Regions from separate parts of the Homo sapiens genome. Here region 2 is linked to region 1. Evidence: chromatin loops called from intact Hi-C (ENCODE). Cell type or tissue: heart right ventricle. All regions are shown on one strand. Region 1 overlaps PNPO (pyridoxamine 5'-phosphate oxidase). Region 2 overlaps SKAP1 (src kinase associated phosphoprotein 1).

Evidence for each region. Hi-C counts contacts between places; a loop is a spot of excess contacts. Peaks named below come from ENCODE experiments on the same cell type or tissue, not always from the same donor. Only the 100,000 strongest peaks of a DNase experiment are listed, where the experiment ranks them.
Region 2: it touches region 1 in a loop (2.6-fold over the local background); 4 of 110 quality-filtered maps call a loop at or near these places.

What each region holds. Positions count from the first base shown.
Region 1 is chr17:47,947,134-47,952,133 of GRCh38, forward strand. PNPO (pyridoxamine 5'-phosphate oxidase) reads left to right here. Exons shown (of 7, transcript NM_018129.4): 7 at 1-2,175. PRR15L (proline rich 15 like) reads right to left here. Exons shown (of 2, transcript NM_024320.4): 2 at 4,834-5,000. Among named protein-coding and RNA genes, the nearest start is that of PNPO, 8.1 kb to the left of the region's middle. RefSeq lists an enhancer at 2,916-3,145. In heart right ventricle, a CTCF peak has its summit at 2,286 (motif pointing right); a DNase peak (open chromatin) is centred at 2,318; H3K4me3 peaks cover 1,160 bases; H3K27ac peaks cover 1,369 bases.
Region 2 is chr17:48,128,502-48,133,501 of GRCh38, forward strand. It overlaps SKAP1 (src kinase associated phosphoprotein 1), which reads right to left. Exons shown (of 13, transcript NM_003726.4): 13 at 4,941-5,000. Among named protein-coding and RNA genes, the nearest start is that of SNX11, 23 kb to the left of the region's middle. In heart right ventricle, a CTCF peak has its summit at 2,925 (motif pointing left); a DNase peak (open chromatin) is centred at 2,880; H3K27me3 peaks cover 337 bases.

The DNA.
Region 1 (5,000 bases):
GTCATACTGGCCAAAGCTTAGTCCTAGCATATGCACCTGAGCCAACCTGGCCAATCAGATTGTTTTGTCAATAATTTGAAATTTGAACTGGAGAGATCCAGAACCTTGGGAGTCATTAAAGCCAAGTCATTCATAGCAGCCAGGAAACAATAGGAACCAAAAGCCTCTGCCTGCTGCTATTGCAATTCCCAGGATCTCTCCTTCCCTGGATCCCTCCCTCCCAGGTCTGGGCTGTGCAGTTCCTCCCCCTGCCTTAAAACACCCCACTATCTCTGTAAAGTCTCTCTCTCTCTTTTTTTTTTTTTTACTTAATCTAGCTAGAATCTATTTCTGTTGATTACAACTTAACTAACTCATTTACGGATAGGACTTTTTTTTTTCTTTTTTTCTTTTTTCTTTTCTTTTTTTTTTTTGAGATGGAGTCTCACTCTGTCACCCAGGCTGGAGTGCAGTGGTGTGATCTTGGCTCACTGCAACCTCTGCCTCCCAGGTTCAAGCAATTCTCCTGCCTCAGCCTCCCAAGTAGCTGGGACTACAGGCACACGCCACCACACCCAACTAATTTTTGTATTTTTAGTAGAGATGGGGTTTCACCATGTTGGCCAGGATTGTCTCCATCTCTTGACCTTGTGATCCACCCACCTCAGCCTCCCAAAGTGCTGGGATTACAGGCATGAGCCACCACACCCAGCGAGACGGGGTTTCATTATGTTGGCCAGGCTGGTCTCCAACTCCTGACCTAAAGTGATCTGCCCGCCTTGGCCTCCCAAAGTGCTGGGATTACAGACATGAGCCACCACGCTTGGCCGGGATAGTATATTTTTATAGCACTTCCCCTACTGATTGCTGCCTTCTCTGTGGCTACAAGGGACCCACAGAATTACAGGGAAGTTACAGGGAAGCAGGTTTCATCTCAATATTGGGAGAGATTTCAAACAATCACACCTGCCTGAGAAGGAGTGGGCTGTCACTAGGAATTTTTATTCCCAGTCCGTCAGGAATTTTGTAGAAGGGCTTCATGTGCTGGTACCAATAGGACAGGAAGATTTTAATCAGCTTTACTATCTATGTTTTTTTATGGAAACTGTGTGTATGTATACATACATTTTCCAAAAAGAAAAATTAAATGATTATAGAGATTATGTTTTTCAGACTACTCACGTATCTGCTTTTCTTACTCCCCACCTCTGCTGATAATTCCTAGTTCATTGGTTTTTCCCCCACACTGGAATTACCTGGGGAGCTTAAAAAACCCTGATGCCTGGGTCCCACCCTCAGAGATGATTGAACCAGCCTGGCCAGCATGGCAAAACCCTGTCTCTACTATGATATGAATGCAGCCTGGGCACTGGGAAATTTAAAAACTCCCCAGATAATTCTGTGCAGCCAAGGTTGAGACCTCCTAGTCTAGAGCTTTGCTATACACAGGGTGGTCCACAAGCCAGGAGCATCAGCATCACTTGGCAGCGCCTTAGAGATTCAGACCCCAGACCCACTGAATCTGACCCTGCATTTTCACTAGACCCCAGGTGATCAGCTGCACTAGACTCAACCTCTAAACCAAGACCTCCCACCCTCACAGTCTATGATCCTTTAGTGACCCTCAGCTGAGTCCTGTGCTGAACTGTGTTTGTTCTCCTTGAGCACATGCCCGCTAACCAGGGACAGACTGGATGAGCAAGCAACCTGCTGGCTATGGAGAAGAGCCAGGCTGGGTAAATGTTTGCTGTGACTAAGCCAGGATCAAAGAACTGCCTGTTGCTTGCACTGGCTGGCACTGAGCTTGCCACTCTGTGAACTGTGCTTCCTTCCCCTGCATGGACCTGTGCCTCAGTCACTATTATCCGCAGGCCTTCTCCAAGGGCAGCCCTCTCCTTGTTTATCCCTCTTAAGCCTGCGTGCAGGAAGGCACATTAACCCTGTGGCCCCCTGCAGGCAGGAGGGTGTTGGGTGCCCTTACCTACCTTGCCCTTTTTCTTGTACCGTAGGCTGTGCCGTTTATGAGTAAGTGATGTGTGTCTGTGTGTGTGTCTAGAAGTGCTGCACTCACCTTGTGTTATTGGAGGTTGTGTAACCCCCTAGCTTTGAGCCTGGTCTCAGATGTTCCTTTTCCGTTCTCTGTCCAGCCGTTACCGCCCCCAGTCTGTAATAAAAGCCTATCAGCCGTGCACTTTATTGATGTTCAACCCGGCCTGGTCTCCCTCAACCCCCAAGGAGGGGACTTGGGGAATTTAAGCAACTTTCCTGTCCCCTCACTTCTCTGCACCTTGTAGGCAGTACGTCCAGTAGGGGGAGCCCGCCGCCCAAGGTCGGCCCCTTCCGGGCAGTGAAAGCAACTTCTAGCCGGCCTCCCCCTTCATCGGCTTGGGCCGCGTCCCAGTGAAACTGTGGTCGATAACCCGTAGCCTCTCCCGGTTGCCGCACATATTTGCGCTCTCGGTTCCTCCTCTTCCCCTGTTCTCATGAAAACTTGCAGCTGCCTCGCTCTGCTTCCCTGGGCATCCAGATCTCCCTTTGGCTTCTAGTACCTACCCCACATCCATCTGGCCACCCAGCTTAGAAACATATGTGGACTTTACCTAGAAGATGGAGCCGGGGTCAGTATGCAAGGGGCAGAGGGGCTGTGGATACTCTCACCCAGAGGGGTAATGGTGATACTGGAGGAGTTGGCAGTACAGTGCCAGTATTATCTAGAACCTTAGGTTGGTGGCCCAGGGGCCATCCTTATCCCCCACCTCAGGGAAACCGAGAATGGGCGGATGTGGGAGATACCTGTAGTCTAGGGTCTTAGGGGACACTCAGCTTCAAAGCTGGTTGGCTTTATCCATCTGCTTCCAGAGTTTGTCCAGCCCCCTCGAGTGATGCTCACCTCCCAGGATCCTAAGACCCAGACGTTGCTCCCTCCCCTCCCAACTTCCCCTTCTGCAGAAGGTGTCTGTGCTTTTCTTTGTTCTGAGCTTCAGTTTCCTGTCCCTGTAGCAGATGAGAATCAAGAGTGGAAGGTGGCTGTGTGGGACAGTGGTCACATGTACAAGCTGGCTCTGGCTTCAGTCCCAGCTGTACCAATGCCAGCGCCTGGCCCCCAGGGTGAGTGATTTAACCTCTAAGCCTCAGCCAACTTGTCTGAAAAATGGGGATAATGACAGCACCTGTCTCAGGTGATGATAGGATTAAATGAACAACCTTAGGGAGGACTTGTTCTAGGGGCTGCCTGCCTTAAGCACCCTATAAATGTTAGCTATTAACACTGGGCAGGGCTGCGGTGTAGGGAAAGTCTGAGATCCTCTGTGGAGGCCTCATGGATTGAGTAATTGGTGAGACCCTAGAAAGTTCTGTGTAGTGGGACGGGGTAGGGGAAAGAGGCTTTGGGTAAGGCAGCACCCCTGAGCCTGACTTCCATCCCTCCAGCTCCTGGTCTCCCTTACTCATCATTTGAGGTCCCCCTGGCTGGGACGAGGCACCTAACAAAGCCTCCCTTGTATAGGTCTGTTTGTTTCACTAATAAATTCCCTGAGCAACAGCTCCTGGGGTGGGGTGGCCCAGCAGCCTGCCAGGAGCTGACCTGGAAGCCGCAGGACCACATTGTTTAGTGGCCACCTTGGTCTCTCCCTGTATTTCTACCACGAGCTCCAGAGATTTGGCCAACATTTTTTTAGTTCCCAGCTCTTATGGCTTGAGAAAGAGCTGGACCTAACCTCATAAAGTGACAGCTTTCTCTCCTCTTTCTTATTTATTTATTTATTTATTTTTGAGACGGAGTTTTGCTCTTGTTGCCCAGGCTGGAGTGCAATAGAGCTATCTCGGCTCACCGCAACCTCGGCCTCCTGGGTTCAAGCAATTCTCCTGCCTCAGCCTTCCAAGTAGCTGGGATTACAGGTATGTGCCACCACACTTGGCTAATTTTGTATTTTTAGTAGAGACGGGGTTTCTCCATGTTGGCCAGGCTGGTCTTGAACTCCCAACCTCAGGTGATCTGCCTGCCTCAGCCTCCCAAAGTGCTGGGATTACAGGCATGAGCCACCGTGCCAAGCATCTCTTATTTATTAATTTTTTTTTTCCCCTAGAGATAAGACCTAGTTCTGTCACCCAGGTGGTAGTGCAGTGCCACAATCATGGCTCACTGTCGTCTTGAACTCCTGGACTCAAGCAACCCTCCCACCTCAGCCTCCCAAGTAGATAGGACTACAGGCATGTGCCACCACAGTCAGCTACTTTTTGTTTGTTGGTTGGTTTTTTTTTAGACATGGGGTCTCTCTATGTTGCCTAGGCTGGTCTCAAACTCCTGGGCTCAAGCAGTCCTCCCACCTCAGCCCCCAAAGTGCTAGGATTACAGGCCTGAGCCACTATACCCACCTTCTCCTTTTTCTTAAACCAAAGCTGTGGGGTATGGTGGAGTTCCTTATAAAGGAAGGGGGAAGGAAACCAGTATTAAACTGAGCACTTACTATGGGACCTCTCATAGGCCACTTAATACTGACCACTCCCTATGAGATAGGTATTATTTCAGCCCCCTTTTACAGAAGAGGAAACTGAGGCTCAGAGTACAAGCAAATGTTCCCAAGGTCACCCAGCTACTAAGGGGTAGAGCCCGAGTTTGAATCTTAATCCCAAACCAAACCACTGAAACTTTGGGGTCAATCACCAAAGGTCTGCCCTACTCTCTTAGAGCACCTGACGGGCTCTCTGTTGACTGGAGAGAACTGACCACTGAGGTGTAACTAGCTCCTTCTGCTGCCCCATCCCCATACTAAGGCTAGTTTGATGGTAAAAATTAGTGACCCAGTTCCTACATTGTCACACCTGGGAACCCTTCCTGAAGCTTGAAAGGAACAGTTTGAGCACAAAGGTCCACTTTACTTACATGAAGGAACATAAAGGCATGAGAAACAGTCATCTCAATAAATGCAAGACATGAGCATAAAAGAGGTTCTCTGCCTTTCCAGCGTTGTTATTACAGAGAGAAACCTACAATTATTTTGTTAAACAAAATTCAAGGCTCC
Region 2 (5,000 bases), 180 kb after region 1:
AATGAAATAGCTGGGCAGTAGGGAAGGGAAGAAGCAAGGGACTATGGTAATCCACAAACTAGAAAATGAGCTGGAGTCACTGGGCTGTGTCGCAGAGATAATCCTCTGTGTAGAGGTCTGCTTTTTTAAAACTCAGCCCTGCAGATTTTGCCGGTGCTCTGGGAGTTAACAAATCAACGCCATTCAAGATTTATCCTTCCAGAGCCACTCCTGGTGGGAGACCTGCGGGGAGGGGTTTTTGTTTTTATTTTTGTTTTTGTTTTGCCAAAGATGAAAGCACCACTGTCCCTGGCATCTGAGAGTTTTGTTAAGACATAAAAAAAAAAAAACAAAACACAACTTTGTTTCTTTTTTTTTTCATCTTGCTTCTCTTCAACTCCATCTTTCTCAGACTGGTTTTTAAAGGCAGGGGTCTTCCTCCCCAGCCACGTGCATTATCTTGCGCTTTGCATTGACACCACTGCTTTATTGTGATGCCAGGGACTGGCATGAAATGTGGATTTTGAAGATGTCTCACTGGAGATGTCTGACTGCAACAGAACTCGAGTAAGTCAATAAGCAAAGCAGCTGACAGATAATTTCAAGGGGCTTTCATTTTATTTCCTCTTCCACAGCAGAGTTTGTGATTTTGAACCAGTGGTCACAACCTTTAAGATCCTCAGTTTCATCATTTGCAAATACTAGCTGGTTATAAATAAGGTGGTGCAACTAGGGAAGCTAAAATTCTTAAAAAGGTTAATGGCAACTTGAGATCAATGCTAATTCCTTACATAATTCTGTTTAGATAAAAAAATCTGTCTCAGCTGGGCGCAGTGGCTCATGCCTGTAATCCCAGCACTTTGGGAGGCTGAGGCAGGTGGATCACGAGGTTAGGAGTTCAAGACCAGCCTGGCCAAGATGGTGAAACGCTGTCTCTGCTAAAAATACAAAAATTAGCCGGGCATGGTGGTGGGCACCTGTAATCCCAGCTACTCAGGAGGCTGAGGCAGAGATCGCATCACTGCACTCCAGCCTGGGTGACAGAGGGGAGAGTAGGTCTCAAAAAAAAAAAAAATCAAACAGGAGGGAGGGCACCTTGTCAACCCCACCTTTGACACTACTCTAGTTGAAAACAAAATCAACCCGGGTTTAGGGAATGAGACTTAATAGGAATTCTCACCTCTTTCCCATTTTTTATTCACCATCAAGAAAGATATAGTTGGCTTTGAATTAAATACAGATTTCTAAGAGATATACCAGGCCATCATATGGAAAAATTTAATATTGAGGTAATTGCAAAACAATATCTATGCTATTTTGCTATGTGGATGACAGGGAAAACACACTAGAAAAACGTATTTTTAATGAAATGTAGCTGAAATGTTGCTTTCGGAGCATTTAGTATTCTTGGATACCAGCTTGGACAATTCAGGCCAAACTGTACCAGCCCCAGGTTAGATTATCGACTGGGAGTCAGTACTTTCTGTGTCAATGATTATACATTTACTTCTTAAATTTAGGATTTTAGCTTTTAAATTTTCTTTTTACATAAAATCAAGGAAAAAAGCCTTTCATCTCCACTGCTCTCCTATTTCACTTGCCAGAACAATTGGTAGTGATTAAGAAGCCGTCCTACATATAATGTGGTTAGTTAAGCGGTCTAATGCCCCAGTTATCCAGTTAGTGGCAGGCAGTGAGGTGGGGATTTGGTTAGTAGAGCCAAACAGAGGAGCGGTAATCTAATTAGCCTGTTGCCATCTGAGGCCGTTGGCTAAGATGGGGGCTAACTGGGTGTGGAGCAGTTTTGCTGGGTGAGGTTTAGTTTCCAACGCTGTAGGAATCTGCTGCTTCCAAAAAGTCTCCTTTAGAACTATCCCCTAGCAGAGAATGTCCATCAGCCTGTAGATTGTCTCATCAACACATCAAACATGCTCTACCCAACCCCTGCCGCGCTTTTTTTTTTTTTTTTTTGCATATAACAATGTCAGAGACAGCCAGAACTACAGACCAGATTTCCAATGAGGTAATTTGTTTATATACTTTAGGACCAACCTAATTTCTTTTTCTGCTGAGTTTCACAGCTAGAAGGGCCAGAGATCTGAGTGTGGTCCCTACGGTGGGGTGTGTGGCGGTACCCAAAGACCTTTGCAGTTTGGCAAGTGGTTGTTTCCTCTTGGAAAACAGGTATAGAAGGGACATTTTATTTTAAATGCTGGAAGCCAATGGCCATATGATTTAGAGAGCATTGAACTCTGTAGGGAGTGAAGAAGTTACCTTTTTCTTTTCTTTTTTTTCTTTTTTTCCTGCTCTGTCGCCAGGCTGGTGTGCAGTGGTGTGATCTTGGCTCACTGCAACCTCCGCCTCCCAGGTTCAAGCGATTCTCGTGCCTCAGCCTCCTTAGTAGCTGGAATTACAAGCATGCGCCACCACACCTGGCCAATTTTTGTATTTTTAGTAGAGACAGGGTTTCATCATGTTGGCCAGGATGGTCTTGATTTCTTGACCTCGTGATCCACCCACCTTGGCCTCCCAAAGTGCTGGGATTACAGGCGTGAGCCACCACACCCAGCTGACCTTTTCCTTTTTCAGCCTCATCCTGTCCCAGATCCCGGCCCTTTCTCTTCTGGTATCCCCTTTTCTGATGTCTTTCAGCCACAGAGTGGTGGCACGATGATATTCTGGCCTCTTAGCCACCCAGCTTTTCAGATTTGGGTCCCTGGGTCTCCAGGGAAGGATGGGCGGGGGATGGAGGAGTGGGGGAGAGGTGGGTGGCAGAGGAGGAGTATAGAAGGGTTTGTGTTTGCTCCCTCTGTTAAACACTTTAGAATATTGCCCATTGTCCTTTCCTGTGGGATGGGATTGGTGCAAAGGCTCCTAAAACTGGAGGCAGTTGGTTCTCTTTGGTTCACCTGCTCATATGCTGCCACCTAGTGGTTCCTTCTCCTTTAGCACTCTGTGTGAAGGGTAGGGGGACGTTAAGGACACTACTATATTGCCTTTATCTCACTTGGGTTTTTTTTTCCTCCTAAACCTAAAATTTCCCCTTTTCATTCCATGCAGTTATCCATCATACACAAAACTGTTTTCTTCTTTTTACTCTTGGATCAGATAATCTGGAAATGAATAGTTGGTATAAGATCTATGTTTTTTTGAGTAAGTTAGAGCCCACTAACATCCCTGTTTGCCCCCTGGTTTCTCTTTTGTGATGTGAGATGGGCGTCTTACTCCAGTGCTGCAACATGTTCATTACAGAGGAGAGGCAGGCTACCACCAAGCCAGGGCTTCTCTGAACAGGGATTTCTTTTTTCTTTCTTTTTTTTTTTTTTTGAGACGGAGTCTCACTCTGTCGCCCAGACTGGAATGCAGTGGCGCGAACTCGGCTCACCGCAACCTCCGCCTCCCGGGTTCAAGCGATTCTCCTGTCTCAGCCTCCCGAGTAGCTGGGATTACAGGTGCATGCCACCATGCCCGGCTAATTTTTGTATTTTTAGTAGAGATGAGGTTTCACCATGTTGGCCAGGCTGGTCTCAAACTCCTGACCTCGTGATCTGCCCGTCTCGGCCTCCCAAAGTGCTGGGATTACAGGCGTGAGTCACTGCACCCGGCCAGTTGCCTGTCTTTCAAAATTTCTCCTGTAGAGAAATCAGGCAATAATAGCAGCTACCCTTATTGAACAGTTATTATGTGCCAGGCATTGTTCCAAGTACCATTACACATGTTAAATCATTTAATCTTCCTAATCACCTAATGATACAGTGAATAGAGTATATCCCTTCTAAGGTGAGGAAACTGAGGCATAAATGGTCAAATAACTTGCTCCAGAGAGCACAGTAGACAGGGAACTGAGATTTATTCCCAGGCTGTCTGGTTGCAGATGTTATGCTGTTAATCACTATGTTTTGCTGCCTCTTAATATGCAGGTAACCTGAGTGCTAGGTACAGACAACAGGAAAGGGAAACAGGGAGCCCTGTATCCATACTTGAGCCCTCCTCAGAGCATTTCCTCAGCCCCTACCTGGGAGGTGTTGTAGTGGAGGACACATGGGTTGTTAACTAACCCGAGGCCTGAAGAGGAACTCTTCAATGTGCTGACTCCAAGGCCTTGCTTCTGGTTCTGTCTCATTTTGGAGATTCAGCACATAGGAAAAAAACCAAGTAGCTGGGTGGGAGTGGTGGCTCATGTCTGTAATCCCAGCACTTTCGGAGGCTGAGGCGGGTGGATCACTTGAGCTAAGGAGTTTGAGAGTAGCCGGGCCAACATGGTGAAACCCCGTCTCTATAAAAATACAAAAATTGGCTGGGTGCAGTGGCTCAGCCACCCTGTAATCCCAGCACTTTGGGAGGCCGTGGTGGGTGGATCACTTGAGGTCAGGAGTTCAAGACCAGCCTGACCAACATGGTGAAACCCCGTCTCTACTAAAAATACAAAAATTAGCTGGGTGTGGTGATGCACGCCTGTAATCCCAGCTACTCGGGCGGCTGAGGCAGGAGAATAACTTGAACCGGGGACGGGGAGGTTGCAGTGAGCCAAGATTGCGCCACTGCACTCCAGCCTGGGAAACAGAGTCGAGACTCCATCTCAAAAACAAACAAACAAACAAAAAACCAAAAATCAGCCAGGTGTAGTGGTGGGCGCCTGTAATCCCAGTTACTCGGGAGTCTTAAGCAGAATTGTTTGAACTCAGGAGGTGGAGGTTGCAGTGAGCCAAGATTATGCCACTGCACTCCAGCCTGGGCAACAGAGCAAGACTCTGTCTCAGAAAAAAAAAAAAAGACAAAAAATAAACAATAGACGTGGATTCCAGAGAAGATTCTGCTCTGAAAGACAATTCCAAGTCTCCTTTTTTCTCTGGGCTTTTGTTTTCTCTCATGCTATCTCCACTTTATTGGGAGGTGGTAAAAATGCCCAGAGCTGACATATTGATATCATCTTACAAAAAGGAGCTCAACATCATCACACATGGCAAGGAACCACATCCCAAGTTTATTTGTGCTTTTCAAACCAGCCAGAACAACCAGTA